Linked DNA regions of Homo sapiens: region 1 is linked to region 2. Evidence: chromatin loops called from intact Hi-C (ENCODE). Cell type or tissue: PC-3. All regions are shown on one strand. Links, peaks and the distances in the headings refer to the core of each region. The heading gives the core; the rest is flanking DNA. Region 1 overlaps SIPA1L1 (signal induced proliferation associated 1 like 1). Region 2 overlaps SIPA1L1 (signal induced proliferation associated 1 like 1).

Region 1 (16,589 bases), core at 6,286-11,285, 78 kb after region 2:
CATCTTGTTACCTTGGTGAGTTCATGGCTTTGAGGTGACTGGAAACATGGTGTTGTCTGTTTGAATAATGGAATTTCTGCAACTTATTTTACATACACAGCCTCTTAAGTCTGCCACTGATGGAGGTTATTTATGGATCTGTTTCTGATCCAAAGTCTTGCAGAGGGAGATTTTCCCTTGGAGCATAGGCTGGCCAAAATATTTAGATGGGATCTGGTGTGGCCTTCCCTAGGCTGGCTTCCATAGTCCCAGAAAAGAGCCAGCTTCCTAGTGGCCTCTGTCCTTGTATTGCTGCCCAGAAGTTCCCAAAGGATCTTGGGTTGAACCTTTAGCCATCTAGATTATTTATAAAAACATAGCCATCATACTGCTATTTGGAAAGGGTTATACTTTTATGCTTCTTTTGAGCTTAAAGTGGTGGCATGGAGGGACATAGTCTCTAAGATTCCTGCATTCAGGTACCATGTCTGTCATGCTCATTATTGCCTCTCCATGGCAGAGTATAGTGCTTGGGACATGTAAGTACTAAATAAATGCTTGTTGAATGAACGTTGGATAAATCTCGGGTAATTGTTCGTATACAGTAACTACTATAGTGGATGGAAAGACTGGCTAAGTTTTTGATTAACACTCCTTTCTCTTAGTTCCGTAGGTTTTAGTTAGTGATAAAGATTAAAACTTTTTTTGATATGTTGCTTTAAAATGTTAGTAACACTTTAAAGTCCTTTTTAGATAATAAAATAACCATGTAGATCAGGAGTAACTTAAAATGTATGGCCAGGTGTGGTGGCTCCTGCCTGTAGTCCCAGCACTTTGGGAGGCCAAGGCAGGCAGATAACCTGAGGTCAGGAGTTCGAGACTAGCCTGGTCAGCAGGGTGAAACCTCGTCTTCACTAAAAATACAAAAAATTAGGTAGGCATGGTGGTGCATACCTGTAGTCCCAGCTACTTAGGAGGCTGAGGCAGGGGAATGGCTTGAACCTGGGAGGCTGGGGTTGCAGTGAGCTGAGATCGCGTCACTGTACTCCAGCCTGGATGACAGAGCAAGACTCTGTCTCAAAAAAAAAAAAAAAAAAAAAAAAAAAGAAGTAACTTAAACTGTAAAATCTTGCGGGCTAATTAAAAAAATTCAGAACATATAGTATTGACATTCTCTTCCTTTTGCATTAGAAAGGGTCAGTATCCTAAATTATTTAATAATGTATGTCTTTTCCAGCCAAGATTTCATTTACTTGATTCAAAGCCCAGAGTATAGATGGAAGCATAAGAAGGTTTGCCAAAGCATGGAAGAGTAATGAGATTTTTCCCCTGGCAACTTGGAATTTATTTTTTTAAATTATAGTAATTAACATGAAAAATGTTATTTTGTTAACATCTAATGAAGAGAAAGTTGAAATAAATGGAGAAATGTCTATAAATTTTTTTCTTTGTGTTGTACTTTTTTTCTTTTGTCTATAAATATTAAGTTTTTTCTGATAGGGCAAAATAGGAAAATAGGAGAAAACAGTGATTGTTTAAAGATTTGATGATTGGCTAAGTGTGGTGGCTCATGCCTGTAATCCCCACACTTTGGGAGGCTGAGGTGGGAGGATTGCGTAAGCTTAGGACTTTGAGACCAGCCTGGGCAACATAGTGAGACCTTGTCTCTATAAAAAAAATAATAAAATAAAAATTAGCCAAGCGTGATGGCATGTGCCTGTGGTCCTAGCCACTTGGGAGGCTGAGATGGGAAGATCACTTGAGCCCAGGAGGTCAAGGCTGCAGTGAGCTATAATTATGCCATTCTACTCCAGCCTGGGTAACAAAACAAGACTGTGTCTCTTAAAACAAACAAACAAAAAGATTTGATAATCATAAAAGAGCCTATGTTTTTGTGACGTCTTACATTTTCTTAAGGATAATGTATGGCATGTTGCACATTGAGATGGTTATTGGAATATCATTTAGAAACCTCTGGACATAATTCATGTTGGAACCAGTTTACAGTATTAGTTAGGGAGGTAAACTTTGTGCTTACAGTGCCTGTGTTCAAAATGTCCTGAGATTCGGTTTTTATTCTGTAAGAAATCTCAGTGTTACTCTGTCTGAAAATATTTAGCCTTTCAGAATTCCATTTTATAATTTTGTAGTCCAGTATCTAGTGTGAAGGAGGTAATTGTTGCATCATACACAAGACTTTAGTGATATTCTAGGTACTTGTCTGTTGCTGATCATATTTTTTATAAAAGTAATTTTTGGGGCTAATCAATACACGAATTCTGGAAACTGGTAATATTTAATCATTGATAAAGAATTTTATCTTTTTGTGCTTGTTTGTATTTATAGTTCCTTGTAATCCTTTTTATGGGCTTTTGAATAAATATAAAATGAAATTGGTTTTCAAATGGAAGCCACTTATCAAGTTGAAGCAGAGATGTTGCCAGTATTTAATGTACTTGAGATGACATGCAATAAGACCTTTGGAAAACCAACAAGTGTGCTTCCAGGAGCCCTTCCCTAATAATCTCTGCCTTGATGGAATTATTTTTCATGATGGTAATGAGCTTGTGTTATGCTAAGCGGGTTAAGCAGAATAATTTCTACTCTGTAGAATTTAGACTTTTAAAACCCAGACTTACAGTATTAGATGGCATACACATATATCTGCAACCATAGTTGCAACAACACTTTTCTGAGAAATAAAGGAAATCACTAGGGACAACTTCTGTTACAGAGGTGCCACACTGTCCCCCACTGGGGACCCACTGTCATCCTCTTGCTGCAAATAACTTGCATAGGAATCCCCCTCTCCACAGGTCTGTGGAGTACATTCCTTGGCACCTGCCTAGGTAGAAGGGAGAAGAGCCTAGAGTCACACATGTTGTATCTTGGACCCATAGGAGATAAATAGTATGTGAAGTCCAGACAATCTTGTTTTTCTTCATTTATTAGTTTCTGTCCAGGCAATCCTATCACAGCCACTAAAGCAAAGCAGAACAAAAACATTTGTGAAGGTTAGATGTCAGCGGTGTTAGGATGTTCCATGTCTTATGTTCAGTTACCCTGAAGTCTAGTTTCTGCATATACCTAGCAAGTACATTAGCCAATTCACGTTCTCGAAAGTAATACCGATTGTTGCCTCTTAGGTGCTCAGAGCGTTTACAAATAGCACGGAGCTACAGCCCTTCCCACCTCTCTGTGAACACAAAGAATGATTTCATTTACTTCAATGAGAACACTATAAAATTCTCAATCAAATTAGCATTCACTCTCAAAAAATAAAAGTATTCCATTCAGTACTTTTTTGGGGGGTTATAGGATAGCGTTTTGAAATCAGAGCAACTTCAGAAGAAGGTAAAAAGTTCCCAGACTCTCCTAATTCATGGTTCTCAGAATAGGGAATGAATATCCACCGAATTTTTCAATGCCTGAGACCATTTCCTATCTACAGTTCCCAGATTGGCATTTCTTTTGCTCATCCTGGGAGCTTGGTTGTGGTTTACTTTTTTGTAAAGACAGTAAGTGTTCTCAGTGTGACTGTGAAAAGCAAGACTGACCTCTTTCCCTTTGGTCCCTGGAGAATGGTGTCATGAGGTGTTTTTGAGCCAGGCCCAGGTAGGTGTCTGCTGCTCCCTCTTATTGGCACTGAGAGAACATAGTTGGACCCTTTAGACTTTCTACCTGCATACTGTTGAGTTGGAGTTTTTGTATTATGTGAAGGAGTCACAAAGGATACTCTCAGCTTTGGAATGTTATAAAGAAGCTGATGAAGTGCTCTTTGCCACTAAAGCCTGTATAGGGAGCTACTAGCTAGTGCTTGTTCTGTGCCTAGAAGAGACAGTTCCTAAACATGGGAAGATACCTCCACCCCAGGACCAGGTGGTTCCAGGTGGTTCTAGGCTGAGCAAAAGCTAACAGATACCACATTTAAGTATAAAATATTTGTGATATGAACTTTAGAAGCATTTTATTTGGAGAAAGAAAACATGTTCATATGAAATAATTATAGTTAGTGGAAGACAACATGCAATCTAATTGCTTCATTGACAGTTTCTACTTATCCTGGCGTAAGAAAAAATCCATTTATTAAGCTGAAAATCTTCTGATGTCATAGAAAGAAGGAAAACTTTGTTCTTTCAAAATTGTGACCTCCTGTATATTTCCTGATATGTAGAGAACTCTCAATTGTCTGAGGCCTTGGTGAGAGAGTAGGATTAGAATCAGAATTCACTTTTTTTGTCTTAAGATGAGAGAAGTTATCAGCTGGAGCTGAAATTTAATCTTGTTTAGCTACACTGATCACTGTTTCTTTCTCGGGAATTTTATTTTAAAATAAAGTCTAAGTTTTTTTTTTTAATTCTTGTATCTAGAAACAAAGTCTGATTTTAGCCTGGCAGAATTTGTCTGTACTAATTTTAGTTTTTAGATGTGCATGGGAAGAGAGACTGGATAATCTCTCTCAAATCGGTTGTACTGGTGGTTCACTTAAGTGCATATGTACTATATGGAGTCATGCATTTGATATTAATATTACACAATTATCTCTCAAATGTAAAACACTCTCAGTGTAAATATTTCCAACATTTGTTGATTGTAACATTTGGATGACAAATATTTCTTACTCGAATTACTACTTTTGCAAAATACATCTTCTCTTTCAGTTATTGTAGTTGTACCAAAGTAAGTAATTTAGATATTAGGTAACTTAACAGAATTGTTAATTGAAACCACATTGTTATGTTTATTTTATTATTTATTTATTTTATTTTTATGGAGACAGAGCCTTGCTCTGTTGCTCAGGTTGGAGTGCAGTGGCCCAGTCATAGCTCACTGTAGCCATGACCTCCTTGGGCTGGAGTGCTCTTTCGTCTCAGCCTCCTGAGTAGCTGGGTCTACAGGCATTTGCCACCATGCCCAACTAATTTTGTTATTTTTGTAGAAGATGGAATCTCACTGTGTTGCCCAGGCTGATCTTGGACTTCTGGGCTAAAGTGATCCTCCCACTTTGGCCTCATAAAGTATTGGGATTACAGGCATGAGACACCATGCCTGGCTCACACTTTTTGTTTATTTTAAAGGAATTGTTTTTTGCCAACTAAGTAAGTAAAAGAAGCTGATTTTAGCTAATTCAGAAAATAGGAATCAAAAAAGAAACCATGCTCATTTGGGTTTCTAATATTTTTTTCTTATATTTCTTTTACTCTTTTTCTATGCATATGTATTTTCTAAAACAAAATTGGAATTCTATTGTATGTATGTTTTGTATTCTGCTTTTTATGTTTAGCATACCTTTTGAATTTTTTATCTTATTTAAATAATTTTTAGAGGCTGGATATGGTGGCTCACACCTGTAATCCCAGCTCTTTGTGAGGCTGAGGCAGGAGGATCGCTTGAGCCCAGGAGTTCCAGGCTGCAGCTGAGTTATGATCATGCCACTGCACTTCAGCTTGGGCGACAGAGCGAGACACTGTCTCTAAAAATATAAAGAAAGAAAGAATTTACTATTTCATCTTGTTATATATTTGTGTAATCACTTGTTACAAATCAGTCTTCAGTGTTTTTTTGTGTGTGTGCATTTTTATATAAATGCTTGATTGTTTTCTTAGGATAATTATCTAGGATAAGAATTATTAGGTCAGAGTGTCTGAATGACTTTTTCTGTTGCAGTCCCAAATTCTCCTTCTGAAACAGTAAGGGGTGAAACTCTTGCCTTTTCTTCATCTCTCCTTGACAAACCATATTTGAAAATACATTTCCAATTGAGTTAAGTAGATCCTGCAAATAAAGAGAGATGGGCTCTGTTTTTTTTTTTGTTTTTTTTTTTTTTTTTTTTTTTGAGACAGGCCCTTGCTTTGTTTCCCAGGCTGGAGTGCAGTGGCATGATCATGGCTCACTGCAACCTTGACCTCCCAGGCTCAAGTGATTCTCCTATCTCGGCCCCCTGAGTAGCTGGGACTACAGGCATGCACCACCATGCTCAGCTAATTACATTTTTTTTTTTTGGTAGAGATAGGGTCTCACTGTGTTGCCCAGGCTGGTCTTGAACTCCTGGGCAAGTGATCCTCCTGCCTTAGCCTCCCAAAGTGTTGGCATTACAGGCATGAGCCACCACGCTTATCCTCTGTTAGCTTTTATGTTAGTATTGTAGTGAAAGGAAAATTTGTAGGATATAATAAAGAACAAAGCTTGAAAATAACTTTATTCAAATGTTCATAGCCTAAATAAGAGGCAGTTTAGATCTACTCAGCTGGATTTGCTGTGGGACCCCTAACAAGCCTATGGTGCTATGGTGTACTTGGGTTTCACAGCTCACTTTAGGGTTGCCTTTTAAAATTGATGGCAGATGCTTCCTAAGAGTTCTGATTATTCTGCCAGTGCAAAATTATGGGGATGCTATTTGGTGTCACTAGGTAGTGGATACTTTACTATGGTTTACTTAATCTGATTTTTTAAAAGCATGTACTGTGGATTTTTTTTTTTTTTTTTTTGAGACAGGGTCTCACTCTGTTGCCCAGGCTGGAGTGCAGTGGCATGATCTCTGCTGACTGCAGCCTCTGTCTTCTGTGCTTAAGTGATTTTTGTGCCTCAGGCTCCTAAGTAGCTGGGACTACAGGTGTGTGCCACCACACCTGGCTAATTTTTTTTGTATTTTTTTAGTAGAGACGGGATTTTACCATGTTGCTCAGGCTGGTCTCGAACTCCTGAGCTCTGGCAATCCGCCTGCCTCTGCCTCCCAAAATGCTAGGATTACAGGTGTGAGCCACCATGCCTGGCCTACTATTGATTTTTTTGTTAGAGTGGTATCCAGAATATTCATTTAATGTGCATAGTTATTTGACTAATGGCTCATTGTGAAAGTTCATGGTATTCCAAGGTTTGTTGAGCCCCTCTGGTCAGTGACAATGCAAGACATTTAGCTTTCTGTTCTGTGGCCAGAGATATTTTCTTGTGGCTTCCAGAACAGTCCTGTGAGGAGGGTGATGGAGCAAGTGGATGTCATCTCCGTTTTGTAGATGAGGAAACTGAAGGAACTTGTCTAATGCCCCTTGGCTATTACATGGCAGCTGCCATTCTTCTTTCTCTTAGTTCTCTTTCCTTTATTTTGCACTTTTTTTTCCTACGCTTCCATCGCTTTCTTGGTTGTCTTTCTGGTAGCAATAACATCATCCACACCAATGATTATAGTAATAACTGACCTTTATTGATCAATCAGTTGCCATGTGCCACAGAGTTTCCTAAGTGCTCTAATGTATTGACCTTCACCTCAGTCCTATGGAGTAGGTATTATCCTCTTTTTAGAGCTGAAGAAACTGAGGCCCAGAGAGGTTAAGCAACTTGCCCAAGGTTTATGGGGCTAGTTGTGTTCCCAGGCATCTAACTCTAGCCACTGGAATTCTATATTCTGAAAACCGTTTGACATTTATAACAAGTATAACATGAATTTTCAAGTTGGAATAAAGAAGACATTTCTGAAATGGGCTGAAATAAGTGGAATTGGGGAAAGCTGAAGATGTTTTGCATTAATGTGTTATGTTTCCCTTGAACTGTAGCCAAGAGACTCTTCATAACAGCCTGCATTTCAAGTCTAATTGTAAGCCGGGTGTTGTACCTGCCTGTAGTCCTAGCAACTCAGGAGGCTGAGGCAGGAGGATTGTTTAAACCCAGGAGTTATAAGCTGTAGTGCTCTATGCCAATTGAGTGTCCCTACTAAGTTCAGCATTTCCTGGGAGTGGGGGACCACCAGATTGCCTAAGGGAGGGGTCAACTGGCCCAGGTTGGAAACTCCTGTGCTGATCAGTAGTGGAATTGTGCCTGTGAATAGCTGCTACACTCCAGCCTGGGCAACATAGCAGGACCCCATCTCTTTAAAAGAATTGTTTTAAAAAATGACAACAGTGTTAATAGAGCTGTTTACTCTCTTAGTTTTCTCATTTATAAAGTTAGGCCTGGAGAATAAAGTCATTACTATGAGAGACAGGTGTTTGCTCTTTGAGTCAGCCTGCTTCTCCAAAGTAGGAGAGCTGGTTGATGGCAGGACTGGGTGACCTTCATGGTGATTAAAGCCAGAGGGACAGCAAAAGGCTGCTGCTTTTTCAGGTTTCCTCTTTGGTTTGCCAAGGCCCTGTTGTAAATTACCTAATTAGTAAGACTACCTTTCAAGGAAGGAATCAGGAAATTTAAACTCTAGTTATGGTTTTAGTTCAGCTTTGTGTGGATGGCTTGATTAGCTGGGAGAATAAACCAGATTGGGCTTTTGTTTTTTTCTCTGAACAAATGAAGTTGTCTGGGGAAGAGTAATTGAGACAATGGGCAGAATTCTACCTGGTGAGTAATTTACTACTGAGCTCCTAGAGAGCTGAATTCACCTTTTCCCTTTTCTTGTCTTTAAGATACAGCTAACATTAGTCACAAGGCTACACATCTGGTGACAGGGATGCCTCTAGGTCCTTATTTTTGTTCAGATAATGGAGCACCTGGAAGTTATGTGATTTTAATAGAAAATCAGGAAATACTGGTATACTTAATTCTATCTTAGGAACGAAGAACGATTTTACTAGCAGAAAATGAACACAGTTATATGTACGTAACATAAAATCACAACTGCTGGCTCAGGGTTGGAGGTGAGGTGGGGGGACTGTCTCAGTTAAGCATGATTTATTAATGTTATTATGAATTCTTTTAGTGCCAGTTTTCTGCTACTGTTCTATTTGTTCTGCTATATGAGCTTTGTTGGTATTTGCTTGTAGGTATACTTTGGCAGATGCCAGAAGGCTAACATTGGGAGAAAGGTCTTAAAATTGAGAAAATTCTCCCACTAATTTGTTCTGTGAATCAGGAAGAAAACACGCATTGACTCATTTTTTTGAACAGGAACTGTCTTTTTCTCAGATCTTTTAGCTTATTTTTTAACCTTAAAAATGATATATGTTCATTTTAACAATGCAAACAGTAAAATAAAACTTAAAAAATAAAAATTATCCCAAATCCTAAACCCAGAGATATATGTAATATTTCTGCTAAATATATCTTTATATAATTTTTCTATTACGATTATTTACATTCTTGATAGTGTGTTTATGTGTTAATATACAGATATACCAGAAATAAATATATGTAACTTTATATTTAGATTTATATTCTGTCATATTTCTATTTGGAGGGCTTACTGATTTTCTCATCACCCTTGTACTGATACAGTAGATTTAATTTACTTCCTAAGGTGTCAGTTTATAGCTCGATAGTGTGTTCTCTAAGACTCTGTACTCATTTATATAAAAGGATTTAAAATCTTTGTAATAAACCTGTTCATTAAACAAAACTTCACAGAAATGAGTCATTCTGGGTAGCCAAACTTTCTATATCATTAAGTGTTCAGCTAGTTAATGAATAAAAAAGACATCTTGACTATTGTTGATGAAAACTTTTCTAGATTACAGACTTTTAATTTATGGCTCTATCTAGTACTGCATTCAACTTCGGAGCCATAAAAAGTTTTATTCTAAAATATTTGAGAAATTATCAGAGAGATGTAAATTAAAGCTGCAATGTTATTTACCTGTTAGAACGGCTGTTAGAATGGCTGTTATTAAAACCTGTTAGAATGGCTGTTATTAAAACCTGTTAGAATGGCTGTTATTAAAAAAAGACAAAAAATATAGCAAGTGTTTTGAGAGGATGGGGGAAAAGGGAACCCTTGCATACTGTTGGTGGGAATGTAAGTTGGAATAGCCATTATGCAAAACAATATGGAGGTTCCTTAAATTATTAAAAATAGAACTATCATGTGATCCAGCAGTTCCGCTGCTGGGTATATATCCAAAGGAATTGAAATCAGTGTTTGAAGAAGTATCAGAATTCCCATGTTTATTGTGGCATTATTCATGATAGCCAAGATATGGAATCAATCTAAGTGTCTAATAACAGATCTGTGGGTAAAGAAAATATGGTATATATACACAATGGAATACTGTATAGCCGTAAAAAAGAAGGAAATGCTTTCATTTACAATAACATGGATGAACCTGGAGGACTTTATGTTAGTGAGATAAGCAGATACAGAAAGACTGCATGATCTCCCCTACATATGCAAAATAAAAAAGTTGAACTCAGAAGTAGATTGTAGAATGTAGCTACCAGGGAGAAGGGGGGATAGTGAGGGTTTTAGGGAGGGGGATATTTGATAAAAAGGGTACAAATTTTTCAGTTAGATAGGAAGAATAAATTAATAGATAAGTTAATAAGTTAGTAGATAAGAAATATATTGCAGGCCAGGCACCTGCTTGTAATTCCAGCACTTTGGGAGGCTGAGGCAGGAGGACTACTTGAGCCCTGGGGTTCAAAACCAGCCTGGGCCATATAGTGAGACCTTGTCTCTACAAAAAAATTTTAAAATTACCCAGGCATAGTGGTGCATGCCTGTAGTCCCAGCTACTCAGGGGACTGAAGTGGGAGGATCACTTGAGCCCAGGAGGTGGAGGCTGCAGTGAGCTGTGATTGTACCATTGCACTCCAACCTGGGTAACAGCGAGACCTTGTCTCAAAAAAAAAAAAAAAAAAAAGAAAAAATTCTCTTGTAAAACATGATGACTAAAGTTAATGACTGTGTACTACATTCTTGCTAAGAGAGTAGATTTTAAATGTTCTCACCACAAAAAAATGAAAAGTATGTCAGGTAACATATATGTTAATTAGCTCGATTTAGCCATTTCCTGGTGTGTACGCAATTCAAAACAACATGTATATGATAAACACATACAATTTTTACTTGTTAATTAAAATATTTGAGAGAAGGGAAAATGGTCATTATATAAGACAAAAATGCATGGAATTATATACATCAAAAACAATTTCGTGAACAAAACACCACTCTGGTCTTCCAAATATGTATATTTTTGCTTATATAAAATATATAAATACCTTGACTTACTTGCTTATAAGTTAAAAAGCTTAACGTGCATATAGAAAAGCAGATAGATCCTACGTTTTCACCTTTGATAAGTTTTCACAAACTTAACACAAGTGTATAACCAGCATCACAATTAAAAATCAGGATACCACCACCATTACAGGAAACCCCCCCCTCATGTTCTCTCCCATTTCAGTACCAACCACCCCCTATACTACCAAAGGTAACCACTGTTCTGACTTATGTCACCATAGTTTTGTTTTGCCTGCTTTTGAACTTTATAAAAATGAAATAATATAATATGTACTCTTTGGTTGTACTCAATGTAATGTTTGAGAAATGTATACACATTTTCGTATATAGGAAGGATAATTTTTTAGTGTAGTATTCTATAATGTGAATATACTACACTTTATTTACTACTGAACATCTGTTTTTGTTTTGCAGATTTTGACCATTTTACTATTAATACTGTTATAGTATTTTTATACTTGTTTTTGCTTTTTTGGGCATATGTGCACATTTCTGTTAGGCATCTATACCTGGGAGTGGGATTACCAAGCTATAGGATATGTATTAATATTTGTTCAGATTTAGTAGACACTGCAAAGCAAAGCCTTCTACTAAAGTAGTTTACTGATTCACTCTCACACACAGTGTGTGAGAGTTCCAGTGGCTCCACATCTTCATCAGCACATTGTATTTTTAGTCTTGATTTTAGCCATTCTGGTGGGTATGAAGTGGTATTTGTTGTTGTGCAGATTGCATCTCCCTGATGACTAAAGAGGACTAGTGCTTTGACCTCAAGAACTTCCCCTCTGGGGAGATCTTATGTTATTTAAATCTTAGGTTTTTAAACTGATCTCTGCTAGTTTGACTTTATTTCGATATTCACAGAAACTATTATTTTCCTCTGGTGTTCAGGATATACTGTACACCAAGTTTTTCAAATCTCTAGACCCTTCTGTGTCATATTTTATGGTAATCACTAATAGATACAACATCCAAATTTTGCTGCTTGATGATCCAATTTAATGACTTTCTGTTCCATGTTTAGTGAATTTTTGAAATTGTGAAATATTTAAAGTTATCTATCTGTTTCACAATGTAGCTAATTAAAATGTTTGTTAAATAATTCAACTTAAGAAATCTAAAAGGAAATGCTTTCTGGCTTTAGTGCAGTAATTGTCTTCAGAACAATATGCCAATAATGACTCATCCCTTCTTTATTCATAGTAACTTTGGTTTTAGCTTTTTTGGGGTTTCTTTTGTTTTGTTTTTGGAGAAAGGACCTTGCTCTGCTGGCCAGGCTGTAGTGCAGTGGCACGATCTCAGCTCACTGCAGCCTTGACCTCCCGGGCTCGAGCAGTCCTCCCACCTCAGCCTCCTAAATAGCTAGGACTGCAGGTGTGTGCCACCATACCTGGCTAATTTTTTAAATTTTTAGTAGAGACAGGTTCTCACTGTGCTGCCCAGGCTGCATCGTAACTTTGAAAAGAATCTCACTCTAGGATAGAAAATTACAAGTAAATTTAATGCAAGTAGAAAGTGCATTTGAGACTTAAGTCTGAGTCTAATAGCTGTATGAAATATTTGTATAAGAATCATAATACTGGAGTATAGTTCTTAGTTTTTAATACTAAATTTTCTTTGATCATGAAATGAAAGTAAGAGATCCTTGAAGTATTGCATTAGAAATCTTAGATGGAGGAGGCCGGGTGCAGTGGCTCACGCCTGTAATCCCAACACTTTGGGAGGCCGAGGCAAGTGGATCACCTGAGGTCGGGAGTTCAAGACCAGCTTAGCTAACATGGTGCAACCCTATCTCTACTAAAAATACTAAAATTAGCTGGGCATGGTGGCTCACTCGTGTAATCCCATCTACTCGGTAGGCTGAGGCAGGAGAATTGCTTGAACCTGGGAGGCAAAAGTTGCAGTGAACTGAGATCGTGCGACTGCACTCCCCTCCAGCCTGGGTGACAGGGCGAGATTGTTTCAAAAAAAAAAAAAAAAAAAAAAAAAAAAAGGAAAAAAGAAATCCTAGAAAGAGAGTTCATAGATCATCACTTGGCCATCTTAAAATAACATGGAGACTGAACAAACCCTGTGTTCCCAGGTCTGGTGCCAGGCATTGTCATCCATGTTTTCTTACTGTATTCTTAACAGTACTGTGATATAGGCATGTTATACCCATTGTATGTACAAGGCAATTGAGGCTGGAAAAGGTTAAAGGAGGTCACATAATTAGAAAGGGTAGATGGAAATGTCCTAACTCTGATCTTATGATTTTACTTGCGGAAAAACTATAGTATTTAGAACCTTTGGTTTAAATTGAACAACTCTCTGTCAACTCTTTAGCTATCCTGGGCGCCAGTAATATATAAAAGTGGATTGGCAGTTATTGAATCTCAGATAAAGGACTATTAGGGAATTGTATGGAGAGTTGTTCTTGATTTATACTTTCTTATATTAATATTAAGTAAACATTTTAATTAAAGCATCTAATTAAAGGTACAAATATCATTAAATGTAATACCATAGCAGCAAAGAGGTGATTTTTTTAATTGAAGGCTTCTGCTTTCTGGAGAAGGTGGTCTTGGAACTATCTTCGAAGAATGGAATAGACACTTAGAAAATGGACACTTAGAAATTGGTGCCTGATTGGGTGCAAAGGCAGTATAGAGTTTATTTTCTTACAACTGAACAAATATGCTGATTAAACAAATGAGTACCATAAATAAAAGGAGAAACAACAAAAAGCTGTTTATTATAAAACCATAGCTTTCAAGATGAAGATCAGATAAAGCACACATGAGATGGGCCCTATAAGCTCTGGCTCTGTCTACCCGGTGTCACTGCGGTTACTCCCTTTATCTGCCCTTTTACTGTGGAGGTTCAGAATCATGTGCTGAGTGAGACGGGACACCTGATGTCACAGGTTCTTTACACTTTCACGGATACTGTATTCCTGCAGGGATTACCCTTATTGCCTTATTAATATTTGACAGGGGCTGACACAGAGCCAGAACCTGCTAGATCCTTCATGAGTGAATGTACAAGTGAAGATTTGAATGAGATAGAATGCCATGCCTTTTTACTAAGTTCATATTTTTATCATGTACAGATACTTGTTTGAATAGTTGCATTCTGTCTCAGAAAATCATTATAGTGTTAACTGTAACAAGTTGGTTTACAGGTTAGAGGAAATGAGTGTGCAGTTTTGTAACTTTACTTGCAAATTGTTTAGTTTTATCTTTAGCTGTGATTGAATGTATGCCATTGTTTGATCAAGTGAATGGCGAAGTGATTGATTCCAAATGATTGTTTTTCTTGCTTTTTTTCATCCCTTTTCTTAAATTATTTGGACTAGGAGAAAGGAGGAAGAATGGCTTATTCCCGCTGTCTGTATTGCTTGTTTATAGTTTAGAATTCTTTGGAGTTCCATATGATCACGAGACAAAATTCCTAAACTAGAAATTGGTGTGATTTAATTGGTGTGATTTTTATGATTAAATTTGATTATCTTAGGTTATGGTCTTTTGGTAATTCCGAATGCTTATTGAAAGAAGTTTAAGTTAGCAATAATAATAATGTTTACCATTATTATTTAATTTAATTTATATGTGGGACTTTGCTAAAGACTTTGGCATGTAGTATTTAATCTTTAAAATCATCCTGTGAGATGTCAGTGGATGTTCTCATGTTACTAATAAGGGTAAATTGGTTTCTACAAGGTCACATAGTTCGTAAGGGCCTGAGCTGAGATTTGAACCTACATATGTTTGCTTTCAATGCCTGAGTCATTATGTTAAATTGTTCCTTCTTGTTTTTTCCAAGTATTTATGATGCCTTTCCCTTCACATATTACGGTAGCAGGATGTATTCTTACTTATATATTACTTGTTTAATATACTTTTGGTGGTTATTGTTGGTTGGTTTGACATCTTAACTAGTTTGGACAAAACTCTTTCATTTACTATTGTGTTTATGGTATTTAGAAATTGTGTGCGATTTTGTTTTTACAGCTAAAGGGAAAAACGTAAATTATTTTATTTCACATGCAATATCATTTTTTAATTGGCAATTTGGTCTAAACAGTTTTTAACAATCCTCTGAGACAGAACCCTGGTGTTGAGATATTTCTTTTACTAATATGTGTAAAACAACATCTCAAGTTGTTGTGTGGTATAACTGCAAGAGCATAGTACATGGATAGCACAAAAGCAGCCACGGTAAAAAAGCAAAGAGACGAGCAAATCAGATGAGAGAGAACAGACACGCATTAACTGATCCATCATTCATGATATGCTTAGATTTGTGTTTGAAAAGCTTGCAATAAATGTAAGAAATTCTTATTGATACAAGTATTCAACATCTTATATTAAAAATACAACCCTATCAATTTTATGTACTAAAATATTACAGTGGATAACTGTTTATTATACATTGGTCTGCCAGCACTTGTGTGGTAGTGTGGTATGTTTTATGAATCCAGCTGAATAGCATGTCTAGGCAGAACCAAATGTACAATTATATAAAATAGCCCAGGAATTACAGCCAAAAAACATTAATAATTATTGGCAACTCTATATTACTTTGTTTGCATCCTTATAGTGTTGGCTTATTATTACAGAAGAGTTAAAGTTTATTTTCAGACAAAACAGAATGTCTAAAGTGTGTTATATATTAATCCAGTTCTAAAAAGCTTTTACATTTTTAAGTTTTTAATTTTTCAGTCTTTACTCACTCATTTTTCCTGGTGGACGAATCCAGTTTTTAAAATAAAATATATTTTTCTTCCAAACAACCTTTTGTGTTTCTTGATCTGGAGAATTGAATAAATCTAAATAAGAATTATTGCTTCCAGCATTAAGTTTGTGCAGAAGTTTTTTGAAACCAACTTAATAGGACATCAGTATTGCCATCTGAAATCCAAATTTCTCTTATTTATTTATTTTTAAAATTGAGGACAAGGCCTTGCTACATTGCTCAGGCTGGTCTCAAACACCTAGCCTCAAGCAATCCTACTGCCTTGGCCTCCCAAAGTGCTGGGATTACAGTAAATATCTTTTAAATGGAGACTTACTGACACTGTGTAGAATATATTTTTTAATACTTCAAACTGCCCTAGCATCCATCTGACTTTTATTTCCTGCCTTCTTCAAATAGTCTTCTGCTCTCCTTGTCTAGCTAGCAACCCTCCATTCTTCCATTCCTTGTAAAAGAGAAATTGTCAGCATCTGCTTTTCTGTTGACCTATTCTCTCCAAACAGGCTATATGGTAAACAAACTGCAATGAACATTTTTTTTTTTTTTTTGAGATGGAGTCTCGCTCTTTTGCCCAGGCTGGAGTGCAGTGGCATGATATCGGCTCACTGCAACCTCCGCCTCCCGGTTCAAACGGTTCTTCTGCCTCAGCTTCCTGAGTAGCTGTGGCTACAGGCACATGTCACCACTCCTAGCTAATTTTTGTATTTTCAGTAGAGATGGGGTTTCACTATATTGGCCAAGCTGGTCTTGAACTCCTGACCTTGTGATCTGCCTGCCTTGGCCTCCCAAAGTGCTGGGATTGCAGGCGTGAGTTACCATGCCCAGCCGACATTTTTTTTTTTAGACGGAATTTCGCTTTTATCATGCACAGCTAGAGTGCAGTGGTGTGATCTCAGCTCACTGCAACCTCCGCCTCCCAGGTTCAATCAATTCT
Region 2 (16,589 bases), core at 7,192-12,191:
TGGGTTCATACTCCATTCTGGTGGAGTCACATGTTTAGAAGTTCACATGTGGTCTCTGTTGGCGGCCCGTCATGGCAAATGGTGAGTGCCATGTGGCTGGGGAAGAGATGCTGCTGTGTTCAAGGAGCCGGCATGTGTGTTGCCACTGGAGTTTCGTACTTGAGAGATGAGTTTGCTGTTTTTTTAGAAATCAGCTCCACAATCAGAGATAGTTTTAATGCCCTTGAATTATTTTGTGATTTAGCTCGTACTATTTATCACATCTTTTGGATTTGAAGTTTTAAAAAATGGGCAGTTTGATCAAGTATGGTGTAGATAGAATAAACCAAAGGTTCCCTGTGAAAGACTTCCTTTGAGGCTAGAGAAAGCCTTTATTCCTCTTTCATTCCACTAAGGTATGGCAGTGTTAAAGCAGATGGAAGGCTGGGGTTTGAGCTGAAGTTGTGTGAAAGCTTCACCAGCCAATTGGCTGACTCTAATGGTGAGACAGGAAGAACCACCCACGTTTTCCATTTTGGATTTGAGTCACAGAAAACAGGTTTCCTGCAGAAACCATTTGGCTTTAACAAATTTACGGAAATTTCATCTTTGATCAAATTGATATTTTTATCTGCATTGTACATGTATCTCAAATTAATTATTTCCCCCTTTTCAATCTTTGCATGTATTTCAGATGAATTATTTCCCCCTTTTCAATCTTTAGGTGAAATTTCCAATTAAAATATCCTGTAGTGTTGACTGTAGTCTAATTTCCAAGATTTTTATGAAAAGTAGAATCAAAGGACTATACTTTCAGGTAACGATGTAATTTCACTTTATCTTAATAATTCACAGATACTTTTGCAGGAGTCTGGAGTTTCTCAGGCTTCTGTAATAGAAGTATAGGTGAATTTTTTGAAAAGTGGCAACTTGAATTCTCCAGACAGATTTCCATCTGTTTGGTATTAGCTGAGGTGTTAGTGGGGTTGGTTACTTAAAACAATTAGAGAAGCAATATGTAATGGCAGTTACGTGTGCACACACACGCACACTCACAGTCTCACTCATTTAAAATGGCTTGTAAAACTGTATTTACCTTTTTTGGGAAAGGGATTATCCTTTCTTCTAATACTTATCACCTTCATCCAGTGATTGATTGATCAAGCTGTCATCAGTCAATCTGTTTTCTGTTTGCTTAAAGCTTAAAGACATGGATGGTTTTAAGAATAATTTCTCTACCTCTCTGTGGCATACCAAAGTACTATAATAGTTCTGGGTATGAGAAGACTGTAGAAAAAGATCTGTACTTGAAATAATTTGGAATTTACAGAGCTTGTATTTAGAAATGAGTTTTCCCTAGGAGGAAAGGGAACTATGCCAAACAAAGACAGAAACAACGTAATCACCCTCCCCTCCCATCCAGAAAACCACATTGCATAGAAAAAATTGTGCTGAGTTGAGATTGTCATAGTGTTTCTGGATACAAGTGAAAACATATTTTAGAGAAGTAACACATTGGCTTTTTAAACAACTACCTAATTTGCCTAATTGATCATGAGGTACTGAATCACTTATAAGTTAGTTTTTGAGCCTCTTTAGGATGCTTAATTTTCAAGCTCAAAATGTGTAAAGGTCAATTTTAAATGATTGTCATCTTTTGAAGAAGGACATTGGCAACTGAGTAAATAATCCACAAATCACTGATTAGTAATGTGTTGTAGGATGACTCCTATAGCAGATTTTATTTCCTAACTATATTACCAGTTAACAGAAATTAGTTTGCAAAACTTGAATGCACCAGCAAAGTGTCAGCCCAGAAACAGGCTTGGGATTTATAACAAGGTACAGATGATGTGTGGACCTATTTTCTTTCTAGTCCCGGGATCAGCCTTAATCAGATCCTGTAATTACTTCTTTACTAGTTTCCCTCCATCAGTTCTTCTTTCCTGTTTCCCTTGCTAGAACACTTCAGGGCCTCCTCCTTATCTACAGCAGTGGTTCTGAAACTCTCTTGGTCTCAGAAACCTTTTACGCTGTTAAAAAATTATTGGGGACTCAGGAGAGTTTTTGTTTATGTCTGTTACATTCATGACTATTTACTGTATTAGAAGTATTAAAATGGAGAAAATATAAAACCTAAGAATATACAAGCACACATTCCTTAGTTGCAGAATGATGGCATCATCACAGTCATGTGGCTTCTGGCAAACACTGTACTCTTAACGGGAGTGAAAAAGGCAAGTGACGTTATTTTTGAAAGTTAGATTTATCAAGGTTTAATTCATATTCAGGGAAACCCACCCTTTTTAATGTAAACACATATGGTTGTAAATACAGTGCAGATATGAAACATTTCCATCTTTCCCAAATGTTCCCCTCCCCAACCCCTGCACCCTCTGACCTATTTTCTCTTCCCACCCTTAGTCTGGCCGTTTCATGACTGTCGTATAAATGGAATTATACAGTATATAGCCTTTTGAATCTGGCTACTTTCATTTAACATAAGACATTTGAGATTCAGTTGTGTTGTGTGTGTCACTAATTTATTTTTATTGCTGAGTCCTGTCCCAGTATATGAATATATCACAGTTTGTGCACTTACCAGTTAAAGGATATTTGGGTTGTTTCTAATTTTTGGTGATTATGTGTCTTGGTTTTATTATTAACATAATTATGACCTTGCAGACTCCTCAGAGCCCTGAGACCTCTTGCTGAGAACCTCTGGCCTACAGCACATCATCTGCATATTCCAGCAGAACATCAATTTTTTTTTTTTTTTGAGACAGAGTCTCACTGTGTAGCCAAGGCTGGAGTGCAGTAGTGCGATCTTGGCTCACTGCAACCTCTGCCTCCTGGGCTCAAGCGATTCTCATGCCTCAGCCTCCCCAGTAGCCAGGACTACAGGCGCATGCCACCACACCCAGCTAATTTTTGTATTTTTAGTAGAGGATGGGTTTCACCCATGTTGGCCAGGCTGGTCTCGAATTCCTGGCTTCAAGTGATGCACCTGCCTTAGCTTCCCAAAGTGCTGGGATTACAGGCATGAGCCACCATGCTAGGCCAATTTTTTTTTTTCTTGTTGCCCAGGCTGGAGTGTAGTAGTGCGATCACGGCTCACTGCAGCCTTGACCTTTTGGGCTCAAGCCATCCTCCCATCTCAGCCTGCTGAGTAGCTGGGACCACATCACATGCCTGGCTAATTTATTTTTTTGTAGAAACAGGGTCTCACATGTTGCACAGGCTAGTCTTGAACTCCTGGGCTCAAGCAATCCTCCTGCCTCAGCCTCCCAAAGTGCCCCAGCTCATCCCATTACAGGCATGAGCCACCCTGCTGGGCCTAGAACATCTTGAATTACTTGCCTACCTATGCTGTGCCCCACTGTCGATAATGCCAAAATCTAGCTCAAGAGTCTCCTCTGCACGGCCTTTTCAAAGCCCTCTTTCCACTATTGCCCGTAGGCACTTTGAGACCCTGAGGTTATTAGTCATGACTGCCTTTGTGTCGTCTGTGTGCCTTTTCTCACTGCTCAGTAGTTGTTTGATGACATGGTAGTTTCTCAGCTTCTCTCTATCCCAGTGGAGCATACAAGTTTAGTACATGTTTAAATTAATAAATAATAATTCCTTTGCATTTCTAAGGCATTTTGTTGTTTATATATTATTGCATTCTTCCTTCAACTATGTGAAGTATGTAGCACACATGGTTTTTAACATTTTTTATTTTTATCAGGCAAGGCTATTAAGTATTTTTTTTTTTTTTTAGCAGGGTCTGGCTCTGTCACCCAGGCTGTCGTGCAGTGCTGAGATCTTGGCTCACTGCAACCTCTACCTCCCTGGCTCAAGCCATCCTCCTACCTCAGCCTCCTGAGTAGCTGGGACTACAGTTGTCTGCCAACATGCCTGGTTAATTTTTTTTTTTTTTTAAGAGATGGGGTTTTGCCATCTTGCCCAGGCTGGTCTTGAACTCTTGGGCTCAAGCCGTCCTCCTGCCTCTGCCTTCCAAAGTGCTGGGATTACAGGCATGAGCCACTGTGCCTGGCCAAGGCTACTAAGTCTTAAAGCTGTGGTTCTTGAATAACCTGGGGAGCTTTTAATAGAAGTCCTGATAGCCCAGACCAATTAAGTCTTAATCTCTAGAGGTCAGGCCTGGGTAGTTAGTATTTTTTAAAAGCATCACTGTTGAATCTGTTGTGCAGCTACAGATAATTACTGTTGTGGAGTTTGACTTATCATGAAGTCTTAGTGGTGGTGTAGTCAAGACTAGAATCCAGGTCTTTTGACTCCTATTCTACTGCCTTTTCCTCTGCACTTTGAACTTTCACAGGAACCAGAAGCACTGCAGAGAGAGAGAATGCCTTGGTATAGATGCCAGTGTTTTCAGTTTTTGGAGGTGCTGTAGTATAAACATTGAATTTAGAGTTGGGACCATGTTTCTGTTTTGGCTCTGCATTTATTATTTTATTTTATTTTTGAGATGGAGCTCGCTCTGACGCCCAGGCTGGAGTGCAGTGGCGTGATCTCTCACTGCAAACTCCGTCTCCTGGGTTCACACCATTCTCCTGCCTCAGCCTCTCGAGTAGCTGGGACTACAGGCGCCCGCCACCATGCCTGGCTAATTTTGTTTTTGTATTTTTAGCAGAGATGGGTTTCACTGTGTTAGCCAAGATGGTATCCATCTCCTGATCTCGTGATCCACCCGCCTCGGCCTCCCAAAGTGCTGGGATTACAGGCGTGTGGCTCTGCATTTATTAACTGTGGATTAATAACTACTTGAGTCTGTTCTCTCTTTAAAAGTAAGGACACTACTGTAATTTCTAAAGCTTATTGTGGGGATCAAGTTAAGTAATATGTTAAAGGATTTTTGTAAAGTATAAAGTGCTTTTTAAAACTTATTTTTACTCAGTTTTAACCTAGTGCGTTTATTAGCTTGCTTTTCTTGGGATCTATAAGTTACACAAGAAATATATAAATATGGTCTCACAGAAATCGTCAAATAACACAAAATTATGCAGAATAATGCCCAGAGGTCACTGTTAGTTGCATACTTTTAATCCTTTGGTATGCATGTAAGTGCATAAATATGTATGTATGTGACATACATTTTTTTGGTTGTCTTAACATAAATAGTAATACTTTGTGTGTTTGTGCCTTTTTATTTTAAACTTAACAGCATGTCTTCGATCATTCCATGTAAGGATATATAAACTTCTCTCATTCTTTTAATAGCTGTATACATTTTTTCATATATTCCCATTGGATGGACGTTTAGCCTGTTTCTAATTTTTCACTTTTATAAAAAAGCTAATGAACATTCATTGCTTTTTTTTTTTTTTTTTTCCCGATATGGAGTCTCGCTGTGTCTCCCAGGCTGGAGTGCAGTGGCGCGATCTCTGCTCACTGTAAACTCCGCCTCCCGGGTTTCTGCCATTCTCCTGCCTCAGCCTCTCTAGTAGCTGGGACTACAGGCGCCCGCCACCGCGCCCGGCTAATTTTTTTGTATTTTTTACTGGAGACGGGGTTTCACCGTGTTAGCCAGGATGGTCTCGATCTCCTGACCTCGTGATCTGCCCGCCTCGGCCTCCCAAAGTGCTGGGATTACAGGTGTGAGCCACCGTGCCCGGCCTTTTTTTTTTTTTTTTTGGAGACAGGTTTGCTCTTGTTTCTCAGGCTGGAGTGCAATGGCGCCATCTTGGCTCACTGCAACCTCTGCCTCCGGGGTTCAAGCGATTCTCCTGCCTCAGCCTCCTGAGTAGCTGGGATTACAGGCGCCCACTACCACGTCTGACTAGTTTTTGGGTTTTTAGTAGAGACGGGGTTTCACCATGTTGGCCAGGCTGGTCTCGAACTCCTCACCTCAGGTAACTCCCCTGCATCGGCCTCCCAAAGTGCTGGGACTACAGGCATGAGCCAGCGTGCCGGCCTTCCTTTTTTTTTTTTTTTTTTTAATTAAAACATTAGTTAATTCTTATTAAAAGATTTATTTCCGGGGCATTGGGGGTTAAGTAGTAAATGTCTTCAGTGTGAAATCTTAAACCTTTTTTACTCAAGTCAGAATAGAACTTAGACTTTTTCGTTGTTGTTAGAAAATATACTAGACCTTTTCTGGGGCAGCTTTTATGTTTTTTGTACATTTTGTTTGTTTTATTTTTGTGGTATTCTTTTTTTTTTTTTCTTTCTTTTTTTTTTTTATTATACTTTAAGTTTTAGGGTACATGTGCACATTGTGCAGGTTAGTTACATATGTATACATGTGCCATGCTGGTGCACTGCACCCACTAACTCGTCATCTAGCCTTAGGTATATCTCCCAATGCTATCCCTCCCCGCTCCCCCCACCCCACCACAGTCCCCAGAGTGTGATATTCCCCTTCATGTGTCCATGTGATCTCATTGTTCAATTCCCACCTATGAGTGAGAATATGCGGTGTTTGGTTTTTTGTTCTTGCGATAGTTTACTGAGAATGATGATTTCCAATTTCATCCATGTCCCTACAAAGGACATGAACTCATCATTTTTTATGGCTGCATAGTATTCCATGGTGTATATGTGCCACATTTTCTTAATCCAGTCTATCATTGTTGGACATTTGGGTTGGTTCCAAGTCTTTGCTATTGTGAATAATGCGGCAATAAACATACGTGTGCATGTGTCTTTATAGCAGCATGATTTATAGTCATTTGGGTATATACCCAGTAATGGGATGGCTGGGTCAAATGGTATTTCTAGTTCTAGATCCCTGAGGAATCGCCACACTGACTTCCACAATGGTTGAACCAGTTTACAGTCCCACCAACAGTGTAAAAGTGTTCCTATTTCTCCACATCCTCTCCAGCACCTGTTGTTTCCTGACTTTTTAATGATTGCCATTCTAACTGGTGTGAGATGATATCTCATAGTGGTTTTGATTTGCATTTCTCTGATGGCCAGTGATGATGAGCATTTTTTCATGTGTTTTTTGGCTGCATAAATGTCTTCTTTTGAGAAGTGTCTGTTCATGTCCTTCGCCCACTTTTTGATGGGGTTGTTTGTTTTTTTCTTGTAAATTTGTTTGAGTTCATTGTAGATTCTGGATATTAGCCCTTTGTCAGATGAGTAGGTTGCGAAAATTTTCTCCCATTTTGTAGGTTGCCTGTTCACTCTGATGGTAGTTTCTTTTGCTGTGCAGAAGCTCTTTAGTTTAATTAGATCCCATTTGTCAATTTTGCCTTTTGTTGCCATTGCTTTTGGTGTTTTGGACATGAAGTCCTTGCCCATGCCTATGTCCTGAATGGTAATGCCTAGGTTTTCTTCTAGGGTTTTTATGGTTTTAGGTCTAACGTTTAAATCTTTAATCCATCTTGAATTGATTTTTGTATAAGGTGTAAGGAAGGGATCCAGTTTCAGCTTTCTACATATGGCTAGCCAGTTTTCCCAGCACCATTTATTAAATAGGGAATCCTTTCCCCATTGCTTGTTTTTCTCAGGTTTGTCAAAGATCAGATAGTTGTAGGTATGCGGCATTATTTCTGAGGGCTCTGTTCTGTTCCATTGATCTATATCTCTGTTTTGGTACCAGTACCATGCTGTTTTGGTTACTGTAGCCTTGTAGTATAGTTTGAAGTCAGGTAGTGTGATGCCTCCAGCTTTGTTCTTTTGGCTTAGGGTTGACTTGGCGATGCGGGCTCTTTTTTGGTTCCATATGAACTTTAAAGTAGTTTTTTCCAATTCTGTGAAGAAAGTCATTGGTAGCTTGATGGGGATGGCATTGAATCTGTAAATTACCTTGGGCAGTATGGCCATTTTCACGATATTGATTCTTCCTATCCATGAGCATGGAATGTTCTTCCATTTGTTTGTGTCCTTTTTTATTTCATTGAGCAGTGGTTTGTAGTTCTCCTTGAAGAGGTCCTTCACATCCCTTGTAAGTTGGATTCCTAGGTATTTTATTCTCTTTGAAGCAATTGTGAATGGGAGTTCACTCATGATTTGGCTCTCTGTTTGTCTGTTGTTGGTGTATAAGAATGCTTGTGATTTTTGCACATTGATTTTGTATCCTGAGACTTTGCTGAAGTTGCTTATCAGCTTAAGGAGATTTTGGGCTGAGACGATGGGGTTTTCTAGATAAACAATCATGTCGTCTGCAAACAGGGACAATTTGACTTCCTCTTTTCCTAATTGAATACCCTTTATTTCCTTCTCCTGCCTAATTGCCCTGGCCAGAACTTCCAACACTATGTTGAATAGGAGTGGTGAGAGAGGGCATCCCTGTCTTGTGCCAGTTTTCAAAGGGAATGCTTCCAGTTTTTGCCCATTCAGTATTATATTGGCTGTGGGTTTGTCATAGATAGCTCTTATTATTTTGAAATACGTCCCATCAATACCTGATTTATTGAGAGTTTTTAGCATGAAGGGTTGTTGAATTTTGTCAAAGGCTTTTTCTGCATCTATTGAGATAATCATGTGGTTTTTGTCTTTGGCTCTTATTTTTGTGGTATTCTTGTTTCACTATTGGGATAGACTTTTAAAGACAGGTGTGTGCATTGCTTAAGTGTAACTCCTTTAGTGTGACTGCTGTATAATTGCCCTTCAGTAGTAACACCAACACAACAGTAAGGGGCAGTACTTATTTTTGGTGGCTACTAAGAGCTTATTATACATATATGTACTAAGAGCATACATTATCTCATTTCTTCATGTGGGTGTTACTCAGGTGAAGTTGAAGCGTTTAGAAATGGAGAGTCAGAGAGGCCAACTTGCGTGCCCAAGGTCAGTTATGAATCTAGGATTCAAAGGTCTTGATTCCAACTGTGATGCTCAACAGTCGCCCAGGATTTTGCCAAATCATAAATGGTACCTTGTGTCTGTGACATCACAGTTTAGTTTCTATGTTATTTATATTTGTATATCTTGTTTTTAAATAGTAATAATTTAACATAAGCAGAAATAGTCCAGGCTCTGCAGTATCTATTCTATAGAAAGTACTTATAATAAAAGTGATATACATTAATACTATAATATAAAGGCAAATACTAAATGAATTTAATAATAAGAGTGGTATTTTGGAGTGAAAAAGGCCACTAAATGGGGGAAGTTGATCTTTAATTCTATTTATTAAATAACAGGATGACCTTGATAAATAATGCTGTTTTCTCATTGGTGACATACTATTAGACTAAGTAGTTCACTTTATATTTAATCAGCCATTATCCTGAGTATTATTAGTGTGAATAAGAAATACTTGTTAGAACATTGGGCAGTGGTAATCAAAATGAATTTCGAAGTGGAATTGTAGTAATGGTTGCCTTACCTTGAGTAATGATAAGGACAATATTTCTGTAATGGATTGTTTATTCATGAAAGATGAAAGATTAAAATGGTCTGTCTCTACTGATGAAAGTAACAGAAGGCAGCCTCAAAGTTTATTTTTATTTTTATTTTTTTAGAGACATAGTCTTGCTTTGTCACCTAGGCTGGAGTGCAGTGGTGTGATCTCAGCTCACTGCATCCTCGACCTCCCTGGCTCAAGTGATCCTCCCACCTCAGCCTCCCAAGTAGCTGGGACTACAGGCATGTATCACCATGCCTGGCTAATTTTTGTTTTGTTTTGTTTTGTTTTGGTTGGGACAGGGTTTCACCCTGTTGTCCAGGCTGGTCTTCAGCTCCTGAGCTCAAGTGATCCACCTGCCTCTGCCTCCCAAAGTGCTGGGATTACAGACCTGCAACACCGTGCCTGGCCAGAGTCTTCAAAGCATATTAAAATATCTATTATTATTTTATTATAGGCATAATTGAGTGTTTTATGGAGCTATGGATGGTTGTTTCTCAATAATGTTCACTATAATTGGAGTTTAAGCAAAGGTATGGTTTCACATGTATTCTTTGTATACTCTTGTGTCACATTTCACTTGAGTGGTAAAATAAAACAGTTCTAAGTGGCATAGTCTAGAGGTCAGGTGATGGTGTCAGCCTCTTAACCCTTACTTGATCTCCTTAATGCATCTCAAGTTTAACATGATTGCTGAATGGTTGAAACAAATCTGATGAACTCAGACTTATTTGCTGAACCCTTTATTTTATTAAGAGGTTAGAAAATATGAGAAACCACAGTTCAGATATTATGATACTGTCTCGTTCATGGTTTTAATTTTTTAAAGGACATGTTTTTGGTCAGTATATACTGGGTGATTGCCTGACAGAAGAGAATGAGTATGCTGGCTCACCTTCCTGTGTAGACTTGTGCACTCAGAATTAGTCAGCTTCCAGGAAGCAATTGGGTGGTAATGACTTTTAGTTGCTATCAGTATGCATAGATTCAAATAAAACCTTGGGCATTCTGCTCTGAACAATACATTTAAACAAAATTCTCAATTTCTTTTTTTCTCCCGTATCCAGATTAATTTACTTGAATAGACTCAGAAACAACATTATACTTTATTGCCATCTACAAGGAGCTGTTTTTTGAGATGACATTCCTCTTAGAGGAATTTACTTCTTTTTCCAAAATTTACAATTCGCTATTTCTGTCTGTGTTCTACATTTACGTTTTCAGTACGTAGAATTTAAATATTCATGTACATTCTGTCCTAGTGACTAAGGAGCATTATGTAAGGAATTTTTCTTCCTCTTTCAGTATATTGACATCACATTCCTTGGCCTAGTATTCATTTTGTGTTTGTATTTCAGTGTAATCCTAACAAGTCCATTCAAGCAGTAGTTGAACCGAGGTTAAGTGGTATTATGGTTGTTTGGCAAGTTATAGCCATAAACACTTACTTTTAAACACAGAATGGCCTGGGGTGTCTGTAATATTCAGTTGCATAATCACAGATTATGCTTTACAAACACAGGAATAAGTACCTGGGTCACATAAATCTTCAGTGAGAAATTGCTCCAGAGGATGGAGCCTACATCTGTAGAGTTCCCTTGAGTGTTTTCTTAGGTATATTAACATTTTTCATTTAATTGAAATGTTTCTGATTGGATGGAACTGTGGATAGTATTTTAGAATTTCCAGATAATCTCCTAACAAACATCTAAAGGAATGGGTTGAAATGTTACCAGTGTTGGGCTGGGTGCAGTGGCTTATGCCTGTAATCCCAGCACTTTGGGAGGCCGATGCAGGCGGATCATGAGGTCAGGAGATCGAGACCATCCTGGCTAACACGGTGAAACCCCATGTCTACTAAAAATACAAAAAATTAGCCAGGCATGGTGGCACGTGCCTGTAGTCCCGGCTACTCGGGAGGCTGAGGCAGGAGAATCACTTGAACCCGGGAGGTGGAGGTTGCAGTGAGCCGAGATCACGCCACTGCACTCCAACCTGTGCGACAGAGCAAGACTCCGTCTCAAAAAAAAAAAAAAAAAAGTTACCAGTATTGGACGGGTGTGGTAGCTCACGCCTGTAATCCTAGGACTTTGGGAGGCCGAGGTGGGCGGATCACTTGAGGTCAGGAGTTTGACACTAGCCTGGCCAACGTGGTGAAATCCCGCTTCTACTAAAAATATAAGCAAATTAGCTGGGTGTGGTGGCTGGCGCCTGTAATCCCAGCTACCCGGGAGGCTGAGGTGGGAGAATTGCTTGAACCCAGGAGGCTGAGGCAGGAAAATCGCTTGAACCCGGGAGGCAGAGGTTGCAGTGAGCTGAGATCACGTCACTGGACTCCACCTTGGGTGACAGAGTGAGACTCTGTCTCCAAAAAAAAAAAAAAAAAGTTACCAGTATTTAAAAATGTATATACTTTTCAAAATTTTATATTTTTTCTCCTCTCTTCTTCCTTCCTGATACCTTTGTGATTTGAAAGCTATTTAAAATGAAACCCTGGTTGGGCTCAGTGGCTCATGCCTGTAATTCTAGCACTTTGGGAGGCTGAGGCAGGAGGATTGCTTGAGGCCAGGAGTTCAAGACCAGCCTGGGTAACATAATGAAATGTCCCTACAAAAAGTTAAGAAAAAATCCTTAGACTCAGTTCACCCTCTGCACACTGGCTGGAGTGGAGTTTAGAGTCATTCTGTTTGAAATGACTGGTAAAGTGTCCATTCAGGGCAGCTCTGCTATGAATGCAAGGAAGTGGTCTTTGGAGCTCTTGTGTAGTATTTGAAAGTACTTCGTGTTACTGCAGACAGCCAAAGAACTGAAATAGAATGCCTGTGATCATGTTTAGAAGATCCCATGGGCATATTGTATATTCTTTAGAATGATGTCAGTATTTTTGACAAAATTTTTTTACTTAACTGCCATTTGCAGTATTTATCAGGAAACCGGAGATATTTGATATAGGACTGTTTTTGTAGTATTTTACTAAATGCTTTTATTGAACGATTCATTCTTCAATTTATCAGTAAGAGTTAATTTTTTGTAATTATTTATATACTCTTATATGTTTTATTCCAACTAATTTTGTCGGTAAACTTATTTGGAGAAATCGTATTCAGTTAAAAGTATTTTCTTGATAGAGCCTTCAAGGTTGCACACTATAGATTTTTATTTATAGTATTTATTATTTTTTATAAATCTATAGTTTTATTAAGACAGAAACTGACAGTGTGGTATGAAGTTTACATTTAAACAAAGTTTTCACAGAAATCTAAAGTATATTATTTTTAATTTTTAATTTTAGTAAAGTGGTCATGCCTGGTTTAAATTGTAAGTAAATAGTAATACAAGGCTTGGAAAGAAAAATTCCTATGCTGTATGCTTCCTGCTTCTCTCTCTGAGGCAACCGTTTTGAAAGTTTTTTTTTTTTTTTTGCTGTTTCTAGTCGCATTCACTGCCATATATCTAAATAATATATTTTCACTCCTATAGCCTGTAGTTTTCAATTGCAAACATTATATTTTGACTTCTTCCTATACAAGGTAAGGATTTGGCTCCTCCTATTTCCCTTTCCCCATCCTCTCAATGATAATTTTACCTAAGTTTTGGTCAAGCCATCATTCAGTATTTACAGTATTATCATTTGAATGTTGATGACAGTGACCACAGAGTTTTCAGTGATCATAATTTCTTTCTCCAACTGTTTCTCCAATAGAGACAGACCATTTTATTTGCTTAGCTTTCTATTTATCAAACAATAATTTTGTTCTAAATATTCTTATAGAACTATAACAACTCAAAGGGTAAAGCAGATTAGAGAATTCTTCAGTTCTGGTTTTCTCTTGGCACTGTCTCTTTCGGGGTTCTGTGTCCTGTTGGTTCTGAGCTGCTTGCTTTCTAGCCTCTGGGGAGCTGCCATTTTGGAACTTCTTTTTACCACCATCTTGGGGATTCTCTTGGGCTTTTTCCTTTGGTGGACTTTCTATTTCCTAGATTCTGTGTGGTCATCTTTCTTTATTTTCCCATTTTGGTGGGAAAGAGATATATAAGTATTAATATATACCAATATCCATCTGCCCATGAGTGGGATTTAAAGCAAACTTTTATTTCCTAATTGTCTGCTACTAATATGTAAGAATATACTTGATTTTTTTTTACATCAGCTTTGTATCCTGCAATCTTGTTAAATTCATTTCTTATAATAGTGTAGTTGTTTTTTAGATTCTGGAATTTTCTACACAAATGATCATGTTCCACAAATAAGAGATTTTACTTCTTTATTTCCGATCTTTATGCTTTACACCTCTTTTTCTTGCTTTATTCCAGTATAGTGTTGACTAGAAAGTGGTGATATCAAGCATTCTTGCTTTACTCTTCTCAGGAGAAAATAATTCAGTCTTTTGCCTTTAAGTATTATATTGGTTTTAGCTTTTTGTATTTGTCCTCAGTTATTTGATAAAGTTCTTTACTCTTCTAGTGTGTGGAGAATTTTTATCATGAATGTCTATTGGATTTTGTCAAATACCTTTTCTGTGTCTATTAGACTGATCCTGAGCATTTTCTTCTTTAATCTGTTAATATGATGTATTACACGGATTGATTTTTAAATGTTAAACCAAAAATGCATTATTGTGATAACTGTGGTGGCTCATGGTATACCTTTTTATATAGTATTGGATTTAATTTGCTAAAATTTTGTTAAAGATTTTTGTGCCTCAATTAATGGTCTGTGATTCTTATTTTTTGTTTAGTGTCAGCATTATGCTATCCTTATAAAATGAGTTGGGCTTTGATCCCTTTTCTGTTTTCTGAAAAAGTGTATGTAGAATTGGTTTAATCTTTTTCTTGAATGTTTCATAGAATTTGCCAGTGAAATCATATGGACTTAGAATTTCCATTTTTGAAATATTTTAAATAACAGATTTGATGTCTTTAAAAAATATATGGCTACTTAGACTTTTTCTTTCTTGTGTTATTTTTGATAGGTTCAATTTTCCAAGAAATTTGTCCATTTCATGTAAGTTGTTGAGTTTGTTGGCATAGTTAAACATTGTGTTCTCTTATAATCTTCTTTTTTTTTTTCTAGTAGGCATGTTGGGTTTACTTTGATTAGCAAATTGGCTTTTACAATTATTAGAAAATCATTTATTTGCCAGTATTTAAAAATCAGGAGGTTCCACGTGATCCAGATTTAAGCTACTCTTGAAAAACTAAAAAATCAGGCAACTTTTTTTTTTTTAAGTATTCCTTTTTCTTTTTAATCTCACCAGCATCAGTTATTTCATTTATTTATTTTTTTTTAGTATTTATTGATCATTCTTGGGTGTTTCTCCGAGAGGGGGATTTGGCAGGGTCATAGGACAATAGTGGAGAGAAGGTCAGCAGATAAACAGGTGAACAAAGGTCTCTGGTTTTCCTAGGCAGAGGACCCTGCGGCCTTCCTTAGTGTTTGTGTCCCTGGGTACTTGAGATTAGGGAGTGGTGATGACTCTTAACGAGCATGCTGCCTTCAAGCATCGTTTCCATTTAACCCTGAGTTGACACAGCACATGTTTCAGAGAGCACGGGGTTGGGGGTAAGATTATAGATTAACAGCATCCCAAGGCAGAGAAATTTTTCTTAGTACAGAACAAAATGGAGTCTCCTATGTCTACTTCTTTCTACACAGACACAGTAACAATCTGATCTCTCTTTCTTTTCCCCACATTTCCCCCTTTCTATTCGACAAAACCACCATCGTCATTATGGCCCGTTCTCAGTGAGCTGTTGGGTACACCTCCCAGACGGGGTGGCAGCTGGGCAGAGGGGCTCCTCACTTTCCAGATGTGGCGGCCGGGCAGAGGGGCCCCCCCACCCCCCAGATGGGGCGGCCAGGCAGAGGCAGCCCCCACCTCCCAGATGGGGCGGCGGCCGGGTGGGGGCGCCCCCCCACCTCCCAGATGGGGTGGCGGCTGGGCGGGGGTGCCCCCCCACCTCCCAGACGGGGCGGCGGCCGGACGGGGGCGTTCTCCACTTCTCAGACAGGGCGGCTGCCGGGTGGAGGGGCTCCTCAACTTCTCAGACGGGGCGGCCGGGCGGAGGCACTCCTCAGTTCCCAGACGGGGTCGCGGCCGGGCAGAGGCACTCCTCACCTCCCAGACAGGGTGGCAGCCGGGTAGAGATGCTCCTCACTTCCCAGACTGGGCGGCCAGGCAGAGACGCTCCTCACTTCCCAGACTGGGTGGCCAGGCAGAGGGGCTCCTCACATCCCAGACCATGGGCAGCCAGGCAGAGACGCTCCTCACTTCCTACACGGGGTGGCGGCCGGGCAGAGGCTGCAATCTCAGCACTTTGGGAGGCCAAGGCAGGCGGCTGGGAGGTGGAGGTTGTAGCGAGCTGAGATCACGCCACTGCACTCCAGCGTGGGCAACATTGAGCACTGAGTGAGTGAGACTCCGTCTGCAATCCTGGCACCTCGGGAGGCCGAGGCGGGCAGATCACCCGAGTTCAGGAGCTGGAGACCAGTCCGGCCAACACGGCGAAACCCCGTCTCCACCAAAAAATACAAAAACCAGTCAGGCGTGGCGGCGCGTGCCTGCAATCCCAGGCACTCGGCAGGCTGAGGCAGGAGAATCAGGCAGGGAGGTTGCAGTGAGCCGAGATCGCAGCAGTACAGTCCAGCCTCGGCAACCGAGGGAGACCGTGGAAAGCAGGAGATGGAGACGAGGGAGAGGGGGAGACAGTGGAAAGAAGGAGAGGGAGAGGGAGAGCTAATCTTCTTAAATGTCTATAGGATCTCTGGTTTTTTGGTTTTGTATTTCCATTTCTGATACTAATGATTTGTGTTTTGTCTTTTTTTTTTTGATCACTCTAACTAAAAGTGTGTCGGTTTTGTTGATATGGTACTTTTAAAGACTCAGCTTTTGGCTGTGTTAATTTTTTCTGTTGTCTTTTTTTCATTTCAGTGACTTCTGTTTTCTGTTATTTTCTTCTTTCTATTTTGGGTTTAGTTTGCTCTTTTTCTTGTTTCTTAAGGTGGAACCTTAGGTAACTGTGGTAGATCTTTCTTATTTTCTTTTATTAAGCATTTAAAATAAGACATGTTTTCTATTTGTTGCCATTTGGTTCAGATGTTTTCTGATTTCCTTTTTGGTTTCATTTTTGACCTATGAGCTCTGGAGGTGTGTTGTTTCATACATTGGGGATTTTCTTAGATATCCTGTTATTGATTTCTAATTTAATTCTGTTGTGGTCAGAGAATATTTGTGGAATTTCAATCCTTTTATTGAGAGCCCACCATATGATATGATCTGTCTTGATAAATGTACCATGTGCATTT

The links. Peaks named below come from ENCODE experiments on the same cell type or tissue, not always from the same donor. Only the 100,000 strongest peaks of a DNase experiment are listed, where the experiment ranks them.
Region 1: it touches region 2 in a loop (4-fold over the local background); 2 of 110 quality-filtered maps call a loop at or near these places.

Annotation. Positions count from the first base shown.
Region 1 is chr14:71,441,115-71,457,703 of GRCh38, forward strand. All of the region lies in intron 2 of SIPA1L1 (signal induced proliferation associated 1 like 1), which reads left to right. It also overlaps the pseudogene RN7SL683P. Among named protein-coding and RNA genes, the nearest start is that of SNORD56B, 51 kb to the left of the region's middle. In PC-3, for the core only: no CTCF peak of the experiment used is centred there; DNase peaks (open chromatin) are centred at 8,357, 8,757 and 10,567; H3K4me3 peaks cover 1,216 bases; H3K27ac peaks cover 2,327 bases.
Region 2 is chr14:71,362,006-71,378,594 of GRCh38, forward strand. The region is part of intron 2 of SIPA1L1 (signal induced proliferation associated 1 like 1); the gene reads left to right. Among named protein-coding and RNA genes, the nearest start is that of SNORD56B, 28 kb to the right of the region's middle. In PC-3, for the core only: no CTCF peak of the experiment used is centred there; DNase peaks (open chromatin) are centred at 10,206 and 10,656; H3K4me3 peaks cover 1,401 bases; H3K27ac peaks cover 2,439 bases.